Linked DNA regions of Mus musculus: region 2 is linked to region 1. The links are chromatin loops, found by intact Hi-C in ENCODE. Cell type or tissue: left cerebral cortex. All regions are shown on one strand.

The links. Peaks named below come from ENCODE experiments on the same cell type or tissue, not always from the same donor. Only the 100,000 strongest peaks of a DNase experiment are listed, where the experiment ranks them.
Region 2: it touches region 1 in a loop (12-fold over the local background); 2 of 42 quality-filtered maps call a loop at or near these places.

The regions. Positions count from the first base shown.
Region 1 is chr3:85,304,428-85,312,427 of GRCm38, forward strand. No RefSeq gene overlaps it. Among named protein-coding and RNA genes, the nearest start is that of 1700036G14Rik, 9.1 kb to the right of the region's middle. In left cerebral cortex, no CTCF peak of the experiment used is centred here; DNase peaks (open chromatin) are centred at 4,524, 4,947, 6,075 and 6,404; H3K27ac peaks cover 3,973 bases.
Region 2 is chr3:84,980,091-84,988,090 of GRCm38, forward strand. No RefSeq gene overlaps it. Among named protein-coding and RNA genes, the nearest start is that of Gm30944, 39 kb to the right of the region's middle. In left cerebral cortex, no CTCF peak of the experiment used is centred here; DNase peaks (open chromatin) are centred at 272, 1,204, 1,953, 2,277 and 5 more places; H3K27ac peaks cover 7,568 bases.

The DNA.
Region 1 (8,000 bases):
TTCAACAAAAAGAGTGTGGCTACAGAAGACTCAGGAAGACTTGTCCAGATTCTTATCTATGTTTCTGCAAGACTCTTCTTCCTGAGGTGTGGGACAGACCCTTGTCACTCTAACACCTTCAAGGCAGAGGAGGGGCTGCCCAGACTGTGTCCTTCATGGGCTTTGGGCCTTGCTCTATGGCAAGGAGCTCTTTTTTCTATGACCCAGTTGAGGAAGAGAGGAGAAAACAGAGATATTACATGGTGATCCCTAGGGAGGGGGAGAGAGAGGACAGGGGAAGGACAGAGAGACCTTACTTCCCCAGCCTTCCTATCTCCCACGGTTCAAAGTATTCAGGTTGCCAGGGGGACCCCTAAAGTGTCATTCTGGACCCCCAAAGTCAGGTAGCAAAAATCACATGTTCAAAGGGCCAAGGATGCGTGTGACCATGAGAAAGGCTTGAAGATTCCCAAAACAGAGATGATGTGGAAGACAGCAGCTGTAGGTCAGTAGGGTGGGTGGGGTAGACTGTGGATGGTGTGGGAAACAAAGCAGTTTGTAAACAGACTTTAAGGGGCAATGTGAAGATATTAAGGGTTTTATAACAAGAAGCCTAACATGAGTACTATTTAAAAAAAAAAAAAAGAGGAATCCCAAAAGTTGGGAGGAAGAGGCAGGCAGATCTCTGAGTTTAGGGCCAGCCTGGTCTACTAGTGAGTTAGTTGTAGGATAGCCAGTGCTACACAGAGAAAGCCTGTCTCAAAAACAACAGCAACAATGACAACGACAATGAGTTGGGTGGTGGTACAGCTCAGTTGGTCTTACACGCGTTCACGACCGGCCAGGAAAGACGCAACAAACCGGAATCTTCTGCGGCAAAAGCTTTATTGCTTACATCTTCAGGAGCAAGAGAGCAAGAGAGCAAGAGTGCAAGAGAGCAAGAGCAAGAGCAAGAAAGCAAGAGAAAGAACAAGAACAAGAAAGCAAGAGAAAGAACAAGAACAAGAAAGCAAGAGCAAGAGAGAGAAAAAGCAAGAACAAGAGAGAGAGAAAGCAAGAACAAGAGAGAGAGAGAGAATGGCAAAACCCCGTCCCTTTTAAGGAGAATTATCCTCCGCCTAGGACGTATTACTCCCTGATTGGCTGCAGCCCATCGGCCCAGATGTCATCACGAGAAAGGCAGAACACATGGCGGGAAAACTGCCCCTGCACGTGTGCAGATTATGTTTACCACTTAGAACACAGCTGTCAGCGCCATCTTATAATGGCAAATGTGAGGGCGGCTCCCAACATCTCCCCCTTTTCTTTTAATAAGAGCAATAGGCCACCCATATTAATGAGAGTGGAGATAGAGGTCAAATCCCCAGTGTGCAGGTAAAGGAGCCATGTACAGGATTAGCTCTTAGGCTCACAGGCTTTTACCCAGAGCAACCCTGACCTGCTCCCGTGTCGTTTTTCCTGGGGGAAGGACACTTGAACACTCAACCTTCTTGAAAGATGACATGTCTCCCTAGAATAGGCTCATATGTGCCGCAGAGCCCTTCTACTGCAGTGCTTAGCCGTGCAACTCTCTCAGGCTGCTGAAGTGCACTCACTCTATCCCGTGCAATGAGACTAGCCTCGTGGGGTGCAAGAGCTGAATGGCCAGCGACCTATTGCTTAAGCATAGATATATCAGGGGAAGCACCATGTTCTAGTGCTGCAAGTACCTGGGCAATAACCACCTTGTCTCTCCTAGTTTGGGCCTTAAGCTTACAGACCAACCAAAGAAGCAACACTAATCCACAGCAAAGTGTATCTCCAAATAATCCCACCCATTCTTTAAAGAAGGAAAATGCTGAGGAGATCCAGTTGGGTAATCCTTTGGTCAGGGACAGGTCCAAGCGCGTGGAGTTGACCTGAATGATGGCAATTCTCAATTCCCGAAGGGTCTGTTCAAATTCAGCCGTCCAATTCTGTAACATATACTGAGAAAGACTTTTTGACAAATTAGCTACCCTAGTAAATTTCTCATACTGAATGGAAGTAACGGACAATCCCGGAAACTTTTGTTCACATCCCAGCTGAGCTATTTGCCATAATACATCTAGTTGTTCCTGGACAAGATCTATGCGTTGATTCATTTCTGCCCATGGAGCATTTTTGGGATTGGAGGATGGCGGCCGCTAAGCCTGCATTGGTGAGAGGTCCCCCAAGCTCCCGACAAACCCTGAGCCAGTCTTGTAAACCTTTGTTCTTTCTTGGGGCTATGGCCGCTCAGCATTCCTGCGTGGCTTGCTCATAAATAAGCTATTCTACCAGAGGTGCGGCTTGCTCTGAATCTCCAAAAATACACTCTGCTGCCTCTGTCATTCTGGCCACAAAATCTGAGAATGACTCCTGAGGTCCCTGGACGATCTTTGTTAGTTGTCCAGTGGCTTCACCTGCTCGGGAGAGCGCCTTCCAGGCCCTAATAGCCTTTTCATCTGATTCAGAACTATTAAGAACTGGCTCCTTGAGCTCACCTAGTGATGAGTATAGGCTCCTTCTCCTAGAGACCTCCGCTGATTGATCTTTTTTCTTTTCCTTCCTTCTAATCTCTCCCCAGGTATTCTTACCTGACCTAAACTTTTCCTCAGGTTCAAGACCCGTGGAAAGGCCTGTATACTTATTTTGTGTACCATATTTCCTCTTTGCTCCTACTCTCTCTCCCCGCTTTACTTCTGATAGATTGCCCTGAATTTCATCCAGAATTTTCAGCCCTGCCTTAACCGCTTGATAACATGTGAAAAGGAACAAAAAGGCTCCTAACACTGGAGAAAGTTCAAGGCCAAACATACCTTGTAAAGCTATTTTCCACTTTACTTCTGATAGACTGTCTTGAATTTCGTTAGAAAGTTCAAGGCCAGACGTACCTTGTAAAGCTATACTTACGAGTACCCTGTTCCCCAGCTGAAGAGTTCTGAATTCACGCAGTTGAATCCTTCTCAACAGTCTGTGTTGCGGGAACACTTTATTACCACCGTTCCCCAGCTGAAGAGTTCTGAATATACGCAGTTGAATCCTTCTCAACAGTCTGTTTTACGGGAACCTTTATGACCGTGACCCGCAGTTCTGGTTCCGGAATGAGGAATCTTCCTTGCGCCGGTGATGGTAACCATCCCAGGTTTTCTCGTCCCAGGTCTTCTCATCTCAGGTCTTCTCATCCCGGATTTCAGCACCAACTCTTACACGCGTTTGCTACCGGCCAGGAAGAACGCAACAAACCAGAATCTTCTGCGGCAAAAGCTTTATTGCTTACATCTTCAGGAGCAAGAGAGCAAGAGAGCAAGAGAGCAAGAGTGCAAGAGAGCAAGAGCAAGAGCAAGAAAGCAAGAGAAAGAACAAGAACAAGAAAGCAAGAGAAAGAACAAGAACAAGAAAGCAAGAGCAAGAGAGAGAAAAAGCAAGAACAAGAGAGAGAGAAAGCAAGAACAAGAGAGAGAGAGAGAATGGCAAAACCCCGTCCCTTTTAAGGAGAATTATCCTCCGCCTAGGACGTATTACTCCCTGATTGGCTGCAGCCCATCGGCCCAGTTGTCATCACGAGAAAGGCAGAACACATGGCGGGAAAACTGCCCCTGCACGTGTGCAGATTATGTTTACCACTTAGAACACAGCTGTCAGCGCCATCTTATAATGGCAAATGTGAGGGCGGCTCCCAACAAGTTGGCAAAGTGCCTGCCCGGCATGCACAGAGTCCATGCTGGGTTCCATACCTAGCACTGCAGAAGTCTGCCACCATGCCTATAGCCGCGTCACTCAGGTGGCAGAGACAGTATGATCTCCTGGTCCTTTTCTGCTACACAGTGAAGTTGAGACCAGCTTGGGCTACATGAGAGACTGTCTCAAGACAAGCCAATGAATTCTGTTGTAAGGTCAGGAGGGGTCGGGACAATAATAGATTCCCATGGTTTTTCAGGGATGCAGCAATGGGTAAAGGATGGAGGATGGAAGAATCCAGAGACATTGTGATCCTATGGAATGAAGCTGATACAGTCTAGTAATGGATGGGAGGATGGGGATGAAGGGAATTCAAGCATGACTTCCAGTTCCTATCATTTCATGAACAGTGAGGAGGAGGATGGTGGCAGGGTTCAAGAGGGGACCCAGAAGAGGGACCGGCTCTGGAGGAAAAGAGTTTGGAATATGCTGAAGTTCAAGTTCACAAGAACATAGAGACTCCCCCACCCCCACCCCACACACACACCAATGGATAAAATTCCTTTTCTTGACCCAGCAGTTGGGCTGTGTCAGTATCCAGTCTGTCCTGGATCAGTCCCTCCTATGGTCTTCCCTAAATGCAGAAAATGCAATGCTTAGCAAGTGAAACAGAAACAAACGTCCCACTGGCTCCACATGCTTCTCCCCTGGGCAGTCTTCATTTCCTGGCAGAAGCGTCAAGGGAGAAATCAGTTACTGCCATTTGCGCATGGAAGACGCTCTTGTTTCTCACTGCAGTGCTGAGCCCTGCTCCCTGGCAGCTGCTGCAGCCACAGGTGGAAGCTGAGAGCAGCCTGGAGCAGGGAAAGATGAACAGACACCCACCTCAGGCACCAGCCAGGCTGTGGCTCTGCCTGTCAGCCCAGCTAATGGGATGATTGGCTGCTATTGACATAGCTCCATCTCTCAAAAGGCAAATAAAGCTAAACTACCATGCAGGAAGTGATTGCAGGGAGAAAAAGACCCATTTCAAGATCCTGGGTGCTCGCTCTCCACAGTTCTTTCTGTTTTTTCTTCCCAAATCCTTTCATTGATTATATTGTTTTTAAAAAAGAAAGAGAGCAAAAACAAGGTCTTCGCTGTAGCTATATTGTGCCTGCTATGATTTTTTTATCCTCTCCTAGCAAGTTTTTAGTCAATAGAAACGAGCTGATCGCAAGCTGCGCTCAGCCTGCAGAAGGCTTGCCAAGCTCCTCTCCCTAAGTCCCACCACACCGAGACTTCTGCGCCAGGCCAGCCTGCTTCCACACTAGAACAGCAGGTTTCCTCTTTGAGCAAAGCAAGTGCCTTTCCCAGCTAAGTCCTCCTCCTCTAACTGGGATCCCCCATCTCCTTTATATCCCTTTTAGTGATAAATATAAAAACCACATTTAGGAATGACTGAAATACCTGGAAAGAGAAATAACAATGGCTTGTTCTTACAGTAAAACTGAATGTCTGGTCTCTGGTTCTCTAGATACCCAGAGGCTGGGCAAGGCTTTAGAGGAGAGAAGGGTTAGGTGGGTAGTGAAGGTCACAGGCAGGCCAAAGAAAGTCAAGCTAAGAAGCTATTTCCTTAGCCTGATATGGCTGTCTCCTGAGAGGCTCTGCCAGAGCCTAATATATAGAGGCAGAAGCTTGCAGCCAACCATTGGGCTGAGCTTGGGGGTCCTCGATGGAGGAGTTGGAGAAAGGACTGAAGGAGCTGAGGGGGTTTGCAGCCCCATGGAGGGAGCAGCAGTGTCAACAGGCCAGACCCCCTGGTGCTCCCAGGGACTGGACCAACAACCAAAGAGTACACACGGAGGGACCCATGGCACTGGGCATGTATGTGGCAGAGGATGGCCTTGTTGGGCATCAGCTGGAAGAGAGGCCCTTGGTCCTGTGAAGGCTCGATACCCCATGTAGGGGAATGCCAGGGTTGGAGGATGGGAGTGGGTGGGTGGGGGAGCACCCTCATAGAGGCAGTGGGGAGGAGGGATGGGATACGGGGTTTCCAAAAGGGGAGGCCTGGAAAGGGGAAAACATTTGAGATGTAATTAAAGAAAATATCCAATCAAAAAAAAAGAGAGAAAGAAAGAGAGAGAGAGAGAGAGAGAGAGAGAGAGAGAGAGAGAGAGAGAGAAAGAAAGAAAGAAAGAAAGAAAGAAAGAAAGAAAGAAAGAAAGAAAGAAAGAAAGAAAGAAAGAGTTCCTTGAATATGCCTCCCCTCTGGACAGTGCTAGCCAAGGATAGCTGGGGGCTTGGCAGATGGCTTTAGCAGCCACAGAGACGAGGAAGACTATAAGGGGAACCATGCACAGGAAGAGGGGGAAGGGCATATCTTTTGGGCTCACTGGTGTGTCCCACCCACTTGCTGGCCAGCTTTCCTGCCAGAGGGAGCCACTCTCCATTCATCCAGATGATATGATTCACTTTCCGTGGCAGGGGCAGGATTTTACTGGACTTTTAACATGGAAGGCGAAGAATTAACCTTGTCTCTCTCATGATGGCAAAGCCCTGTCCCAATAGTGTCTGTGGTGGTCGTGCTTGACTAAAAGTCTTGTATCACCTCCACAAGCATTGGAGGGGGTGGAATGGTTGAGCCTGCACAAGGAGGGATAGGAAGACAGGGAAGAGGCGGTAGCTGGTACAAGTAAGCTAGAAGGAACATAAGGTCCATTTTCCGGTACATTGAATGACATCATCTTCTTTCTATAGATTTCAGCAGAGGAGGAAAACCACGGAGACAGGCCTGGGTGGGTGTGAAGAACGAGGATTCTAAGGAATGTGGTTGGGGCCCAGAAAGAAAAGTCAGGCAGAATGTGTTAGCTTCTGCATTTGGTACCCCAGGAACCTCCAGTGGGCGAGTACTGAGGGGGAAAGAGGGTGGGGCACAGAGTGCCAGGGTCCCCATTTCTAGGACTAACTACTCAAAAGGAACACAGGTGTTAAAACAAAGAAAAGACAAACATAATTGGGAATATCAGCCAGTACCTTGATCTTCCTGGTGAGACAGAGGGGTTGGAATAGTGCCTGAACCTAGAGAAGAACATGTATCCTTGGATGAGGAGAATCTTAAGTGAGAAAAATAAGGACTATTAAATGAGTCACAGCTACTTCCTGGCCACCATCCTTGGATCTGAGACCCCTTTAAAAATGGCCCACAGCCCACTCTTCCCTGTCTGGTCAGAGGGGCAATACCAACACTCCACGATTTCCTTTCCAACACCAGGCCTTCGAAGTGACATGTTGCCAAGATATTCATTTGGCTTGGCACAGCTTGGGGTCCCTCTGTGGGCTGAGGAAGTTCACTGGCTCATCCTTGAGTGCTGGCATCCAGGAATTCCTGGGCTATGGCCTAGACTCCCTCCCTTTCATTCTTAAGTCAGCTTCAAAGAGAGAAATTTAAGTGGTTCCTTGATGTCCGTTTTGTTTGTTTTTTGTTGTTGTTGTTGTTGTTTGTTTCTTGAGACAGAGTTTCTCTGTGTAACAGCCCTGGCTATCTTGGAACTTGGTTTGTAGACCAGACTGGGCTAGAACTCTCAAAGATCCACCTACTTCTTTAATCCACGAGTGCTGGGATTAAAGGTATGCACCACCACCTCTACCACCACCACCACCACCACCACCTCTACCACCACCACCACCACCACCACCACTCCAACTCTTTGATGTTCATTTAAGATAGCCCGTGGGGGTTAGATCACTGAAAGCTAAAACCACTAACCATTAGCATTGTTATGGGATGATCTACTCGTGCAATGATTTGCCTTCGTCACCCTTCTTTCACACTTCAGAATTGCCTCTGAGCAAGGCAGGTTAGACAATTAAAGGAGTTCCCAAGCTAGTGAAGACCAGTGCTCAGAACTTACATTAAAAAAAATCTCCTTCCATTCTGTATTAGAAATCTGAGTGGTAGCCAAGCTTGAAAGAAGCCTCCTATGTGATTATTATTAGGGACCTGGTTCAAACTTGCATCTCAAGTAGCCACCAAGGGTTTTTGGTTCTGTCTTTCCAGGATGCCTCCATCGCCATGAAATCCTCCACACCCTCTTTTTACCCCTCATTGCCCCTTCCACCAAGATTATTTTGAGAAGAAAAGCAGCAAGCATTTCTCAAGGTTGCCATTCCCCCTCTCAGGTTCTGTTCAATTCAAACTGCCCCAGCCAGTGTTGTGGGCGGAGCATCCCCTGAAGTTTCATCATCCATCCATCATCCTCACCGCTGCTGGTGGAATTAGGGCACGCAGGTCCTCCTTGGCGGGCTCTCCCAAGGTCTGAGGGCTCATCTCTCACTGCTCTGCTTAGGAGCCCTTCCTA
Region 2 (8,000 bases), 320 kb before region 1:
AAGGTTGCTAGGAGAAGACTTGCTTCCAGGCAACTAAGACAAGGGCCTTAAAGCCCATGCCCACAGTGACACTTACTCCAACAAGGCCACACCTCCTAATGGTGCCACTTTGTGGGCCAAGCATGTACAAACTATCACAGCGACACTGCTCAAAGGCTAAGTCACACTCTATCTTAAAGTGGACCCTGAGCATAAAGAGGCACTGTCTTCCACACTGTTGAAGGAACTCCTTTTGGTTCATTGGACCTCAGCAAGCACACAGTAAGAAAGATGGGACATGCAACAGTGCAGACTGGAGTATTACATGACAGAGAGCAAGGCACAGGTGCAGACTCTGCGGGCTGTGGCAGCTCTGAGAATACCAGAGCCACTGCTGCTGTTCACAGTGGTGACATTGCTCAACAAAAATAATGGGCTGATACAGTTCTTGGAATTAATATTTTCAAAGGGTCACATATATGATGCTGCTGCACTGCGGTATAATTCAAGAAAACACCCACCTTTAAAACATGGCAGAAAATAAGAGCTAACTGGCTTTGCAGATAATCAGCATCCCATTTCTGGTAGTTACTAGATCTCTGATCATTCGACCTCATCTGTCCTCACATTCAGAGGTGGAACAGAGCATCTCCAAGGTTACCATGAGGGTTGGATGGAATGTTACAAACCTCCCACAGGGCTAGCAATATGGCATGGTACACAGGCTTGCTGCCCTTAGGTCTGTCCCCAGGATCCATGATGGAAGGAGAGGACCAACTCTCAAAAGTTATTCTTCGGTTTCCCCACATGCACCATGGCATGTGAATGCCACACCTGCCCCTGTCATGCACACACACAACTTCAGTTTTGAAAAGAACAGACCAGGTCATTGTAATGTTCTGTATTTGACAATTATTTTTATGGCTCATTCAGGTATATAATGAAAGTGGCATAGGTATATATGTTGAGTTTTTATTTATATGTGTGTATTTACTTTAAGTCAGGTCACATAGATTCTGCAGTTTTAGAAAAATATAATACAAACTAATATTGAGCACCTAACAGTGACACTGTGTCTACTCGGGTGTTAAACGTTCTAGGAATATATAAGGTTTGAGGATGTTGGTAGAGAGCTTGCCCAGCATGCATAAAGCCCTGGGTTCAATCCCTAGCACCGCATAAACCAGCCCTTGTGATTCCTGCTGTAACCCCAACGTTCAGAGAGTTGAGACAACAGTTACCCCTGGCAAGTTCTACTTCAGTTCGGGATACAAAAGACCATGTGTCAAAAAAAAAAAAAAAAAAAAAAAGTGGACCTGTTCCTGAAAGAGAATGTGTTTGTCTTATTGTAAAGAAAGTAAGGAGTTGACTGTAGTTGATTTTTTTGTTTTGTTTTGTTTTTTAAATCAGTTTTGCTGAAGGAATTTGCTGCTTTATGTAACTATGTTTTTATAACATTGTAACAAAACCTAATGCTCCAGTTAGGGCACAAAGGTGACCAGGACAGGTGTTCAGTGGTGTTATCAGATGTGGCAAAGGACTGGGCTTTCATTTCTTACTGAAATTGTTCATAATTTTGACTCCCAAGCCCCCTAACAGTTCAATTGTCTCGGTCCTTTCATTAACCTGGAACAGCTAGTGCCTACCTAAAAGCTATGTGAATATTCCAACCTATTTGTTTAATTTCCCATAAAGAAAGAAAGCAATTGACATCTAATTATTTGTATCAGCTGTTGTGGGCCATTTTCTCAATCTTCCCGCTAGGTTTATTATAATGTCTATTTCCTTGAATGGATTAGAGAATACAGTCAAGTAGAAACAGGAGAAACCTCCTTGGAGCCTGTCTCCAGGGAGTGAGCAGTTGCAGGCAGCTTCTGAGACCCAGTCCTTCTAGACCCTTCTCCCTAAAGGTACCCCACCACACCTCATGAAATAAGGGCTCCAGAAGAGCAGAGCCTTCAGCCTGCCCAGCTACCTTGCCTTGGAACTTGTGTTCCGGAAACATGAAGGCCTGCTGCTTGCCTATTGGGACAGATGTCCACTGCATTCCCTGCCCCTCTGGTTCCTTCCCTAGGAAAATGGAAAGCTTTGACGTCGTCTCAGTCCACCATCACAGAACTTTTTGTTTTCTCTCTGTTAGGCCTGTCTCGTCCCCATTAAAGGTCTAGACTGCAGCCTGTATTCTCTCAGGTTCACCAGCCAAGGAAGGCTCTAACCTGCCATGCCTTAGGGCTAGTTCAGGAGAACATCCTGGCATCCTGTTCTGTAGAGCTGTGTAACTCTTAAGGGTAAAGTAGCTCTGTGTTGCCAAACCATGAATGAATGAGAACAACTGCTGATAAGGCAGGTTGAATTGGCATTTGCTGCATCTTGAAGATTGGATGCACAAGCACCTTTACATACACAGAGACTACCGGAATCAGTTTCTTCTGTGTTGACATCCTTGCATTCCCTTGTTCCTTTTCCTCCTTCACCCAGCAAGGAAAACAGAACAGAACAAAACAAAAACCAGGCTAGATGTCCCTGTCTGTAATTCCAGCACTCAGGAGGTATGAGGGTCAGGAGGTCGAGGCTTCATGAGACCTGCCTCCAAAGGCAAACAGTTGAAAAGAGGCTTAGTGACTAAGGAGACCCCCGTGTCTGCCTCAGTGATCACTGGCTACTGGATATGAGAGGTGGTTATGGGTGTTCACTGTTCTGGACTCCTGCATTAAGTAAACCATATGGCAGTCTGAAAAGCTGGTACATAATCTTTCATTTTGGCACTTTTCTGCCACCTACAAGCTAGGTCCTGTTAGATCCAAAGTGGCAGCACTCGGCTCTCTTAGTCATTGCTTTGAATTGTAAACAAACATAGCATGATCTGGCGTTGTCACCAGCCAGCATGTCTCAGTAGCCACTCAATTAATACTTGTGAGGCCCAGATGAGGGATGCCCCTGCCAACTGCCATCTCTTAACAACAGAACACTATCAAAAGGTAATTTGAAAGTTTCTTCAGGAAAGGGAAGGCACCGAGCTGAAAGCACCAGAACGTGCGTACCTTTCCCCAGTGAAGAAGAGTACAAAAGAAGTCTAGCTCCAACTCCTAGGAACGCTCCTTGCTGCAAACACCTGGCCACTTCCCAGTTTACCATTGAGTATAAAAATAGCAGTGTTTGTATTTCAGATCTGATTCTTCCCAGGATTCTGGAGGACAAGGAACCACTGAGGGGATCCATATTTTGCTGACTCTCCTGAACATCTTGGGCCAAAACCTATTTCTTCTGTTTGTCTGTGGACTTTGTTTCACTTGGACAGCTCTGGTCTGCAAGAAACAAAAAATTACTTAGAGATGATCCTTGCAAACCAAAGGTTCCACTATTATGAGCCACAAAAACATTTTGCCAATTTACTTTTTCCCCAAGAGGTTCACAGCTTACAAAAGAAACTGCAAAGCACTCTTCAGTATGAGGTTGCTAACAAGACTTAGATTCACAATGAAGTTCATAAGACTTCATCAAACCGTCCTTCCACCATACTAAGTAATAATCAGAAAAGGCGAGCTTATCAATCTGATGACACTCCCGATAAAGTAAGGTGGTAGTTTAAACACACCAAAAGGATCCAAAAAGGTAAGGATGCAACGAAGAGCACCCGCGGTAAACACTGGATACGGATTTGGGAGAGCTGAAGCTTACTAACTTAGACTTGTCAAAACTGGATCCAGAGTGAGTGCTTAGAATCAGAACCATACAACAAAGTAGTAAATGTGGGTCCCTTCCTTGTGATATGTTTAAGGAGATCATTAGGTTTGTGTATTAGAAGTGCATCTCATTGTGGCATGGCTCTGCCCATCAGGAGGACTACAACTCCCAGCAACCCATGCCCATCTTAAAGTACTACAACTTCCAGTAACTCATTGCCCTTATGTAGCCTCTTCAGTTTCAAGGTGAATTGGCCAGTCTCACAACTTAGTCTTCTCATCTGTAGGTGAGGTAATATGAGGACAACATGACACAATGTAGGTCAAGTTAGTATAGGGCTTGACATGTAGTCATTAAGGATTTGTAGTTATTACTGAATGAAGAAAAAAAAAGAATAAAAGGAGGGCATGGTATACTAGGTACGGTAGAGGAGAAGTCTTATGGTAGATAGGAGGGAGAGTGCAGACAGAGGCATCAGGGAGAGAGTCCATAGTGGACATGACCAGCAGACTGAGGTGGATCATGTGAGGAGAAGTGAGAAGGAAGAAGAGGGATAGAGAGGAGGGAGCTTGGAGCAAGAGGCCAAAAGGGCTGGTGTAGCCAAAATGGCTGGATTCTATAGGGAAGAGCAGCTAGGGGAAGGGCAGCCCAGCCCTTGGGCTGCAGAAGTTTAGGGTAGAGGGCAGAGTATGCCAGCCAAGAGGACCCTGTAACAGGGACTGAGGGATGCTGGGAGAACCTGGCCACCAGATCCAGTTTGATCCAGTTAAATCAGCGCCTCAGCTCTTTGTCCCAGGTTTGAGACCTAACAACTACTCTAACTTCAGCTGCCTTGTACACTTGGACTGTAAATATTTGTAATTGACTTGTGTAATGAAACACTTTTATTACAGATAATCTCATTTTATTGCCAAGCACACACACACACAAGAAGAGAAACTTGCATTAGGGGATCCACCCACCGCCTTTTTTTTAAAGAAAAGTTCTCATGATGCAGCCCTAAATGTCATGGGATGCTCTACATAGACCGGGCTAACCTCAGACTCACAAAGCTATATCTGTTTACGCTGCCCATGTGCTGAGATTAAAGGTATGGACCACTATGCACTATGTATATCTCATTCAGAATATCTCACTGTCTTGCAAACCTGAGGGTGTGTGTGTGTGTGTGTGTGTGTGTGTGTGTGTGTGCATATCATACCAGTGATCCTCATTCTTGACCTATCAATTTGGAAGATATAACAACCACGAGCCTTAACTCAACTGGAGAGAACTGTAGAAAACACGAGTCAGTTTTCTAGTGTTGTGTGCTGGGATCCCCTCAATCTCTCCAACTGCAAAAACAAAAGAGTTGCTAGAGAACAATTTGTTCTCTGAGCTCCGCACAGCAGAGGAAATACAGGAGGAGTGGGGAAATTGTGTTGGGAAAGTCATAAGCCACCTTTTTTAGGGCGGGCGAGATGACTCAGCCAGAAGGGTGCTTGTCATCAAGCATGACAGCCTGCGTTCAATCCCTGAGATCCACACAGTGGAAGATGAAAACTAACTCCCACGAGTTGCCCTTTGACCTCAACATGCCTGTTCCCTCCCTCTACAGGAATAATAAATGTAATTATAATTTTTAAAGAAGGTCTGTTTTCAGGTCCTTGGGCAGGGGGGCAGGGAATTGCTACAGAAGTTAAATACTTCAGTTACATAAGAATTTTTAAAAATAAATGTTACTGGTCTACTTGTGTGCCAAAAACAGCCATCCAAAGAGAGGAACAGCAAGCTTCTGCATTCTGAGGCTTGAAAGGAGGCCAGACCATGCAGAAGGTAAAGGCGTGCACGGTGAATCCTCAACACATCTCAGCAGCCGAGTGCTATTACCATCATCAGGAAGGAGAGACAACCGGATCCAAATTCCATTTCAGCCACCTGTGTGACTCTACAAGTTTTAATTTTTTCTTACACTTATTATTTACTGGGAGACATGTACACGGTGGCATCCTACATGTGTGGAGGCCAGAGTGTGTGACTAATTCACTTTGCAGTGATCATCGTCGTCACTGCCACTACCACTAACAGTGTCTTGGTGACCATTTTCAGACTTACTCATCAATAAGACTTCCGGGGTACAATATTCAAAATGCCTTCCCAAATGTGCCAGGGATCTGAAAGTCTCCCTTTGGGAATATAGTGTGCAGTGGAGTCTCATTTCCTGAGAGACGAAACTTCCATCTTAGCCCACTTCCATCTTAGCCCGCACTTGGGAATCGAAAGCATGCAAAATCATGCCCAGGTTTCTTGGTCTTTCACTGTCAGTCTCTTAAATATGATAGGATGGCTGAGCATTTGGAAAAAGGGTGAAATTTCAGAGTAACACCCCCCACCCAAATACCATAAGAAACCTTGGTAAGGGACTATAATATGGAACTATAGAGCTGGCTCAGTGGTTAAGAGCACATACTGCTCTAACAGAGGACCACCATTGGGTCCCAGCACCCACGCTGACTCACAACTGCCTACACCTCCAGCTCTAAGGGATCTGATGCCTCTGTAGACACCTATACTGTTGTGCACACACACAAAGAATATGAAATCTTATAAAGAATCATGTTACCCTCACAGGAGAAAACACTGCATCGTGTAAGGGGGTAAAATGCAACTTTTAAAAAGAGCTCATGGAAACTGAAATATGGGAGAAAAATTATCTATTCAAAATAAAAATTAAAAGAGTTAAGAAGACATAAATGGAAAGCTAAAGTAGGGAAAAATAAAAAAATTAGAAGATTAGACTGGAACAAGAAAATGAACAGAATTGAAAGCTGATTGGAAGGACTGCTGAGGTGCCTTTGAGAAAAACAAATTAAACCCTGAGAGAAAAAGAAAAGCAGAGATTTAAAAAAGAGAGCTAGAGGGGCTGGGGTATAACTGTGTTAACAGGGCTCTCACCAGACATGTACAAGGCTCTGGGTTCCAGCTGACACAGGTAGTTTGCAGGGATAACTTAGTAACCTGGGACCCTCCCACCCAACACCTGCAACAAGTGATACACAAACCTGTCTCCAGATAATGTAGCTGATCACGCTGTGCCTTAGCAACCCCTAGTTACTTCCTTTTTGTGACCAGACACATCCTGGAACATAGTCTGAGATTTGAGGCAATGCTTCAGTTCAGCCTACAGTGGCTAGGTGCACGCGCAGTAGGGCCAACCATGTCTTCTAAGGTTTTTGGGATTAAACTGAATTTGCATCTTATACTTATGCACGGATGGATGTGCATATGATTAAGAGCAGGCACAACATGGGAAAGAACATGTTCAGTAAAAAGAGGTTTACATAATCTAAGCCAGAAAAGTACCCATGCACTGGCCCTAGCAACTAAGCCCTTCCTCCTGGAAACCAGGAAGGCATTCTTGAGCTTTGGGCTTGCTCAGGACAGGCGGCTCCCTTGCCAAGTGTGTGCATCCACTCTGTGCTTTCTCTTCGCTTCTGAGTAAAATTCTTTATTGCTTCACTCTCTGTGTGGGCAGCTTCAATTCTTTTGTACAAGACACCAAGCTCCATCTGATCTGTGAGCCCCCTGGTTATACATTCCCAACACTGCAAAAAGAAGAGAACGAGGAAAACTGAAACTTTAGACTTCTCAGTAGCAGTGGTAGATGCCAGGGACCTTCATACTTACATAGGTGGTTGTCTTAGTCAGGGTTTCTATTCCTGTACAAACATCATGACCAAGAAGCAGTTGGGGAGGAAAGGGTTTATTCTGCAGCTTACATTTCCATACTGCTGTTGATCACCAAAGGATGCAGGACTGGAACTCAAGCAGGTCAGAAAGCAGGAGCTGATGCAGAGGCCATGGAGGGATGTTCTTTACTGGCTTGCTTCACCTGGCTTGCTCAGCCTGCTCTCTTATAAAACCCAAGACTACCAGCCCAGAGATGGTCCCACCCACAAGGGGCCTTTCCCCCTTGATCACTAATTGAGAAAATGCCTTACAGTTGGATCTCATAGAGGCATTTCCTCAACTGAAGCTCCTTTCTCTGTGATAACTCCAGCTGTGTCAAGTTGACACAAAACTAGCCAGTACAGTGGTTTAGTTTTAATTTAGGATTCAACACCTACCCATAATGATAATGACACGTAAGCCATCCCCAATTAAATGCTTTCTTTTATAAGAGTTGCCATGGTCATGGTGCATCCTCATAGCACTAGAACCCTGACTAAGATGGTGTGTCATGCAGAAAATAGAATGCCAGCCCAGGAACTGAGCAAAGGGCTCAGGGATGATAGATGATGGGCAGCTGTACTTAGGAATCAGCTGAAGTGGGAGCCTGGAGGGCCCCTGAAGAAAGG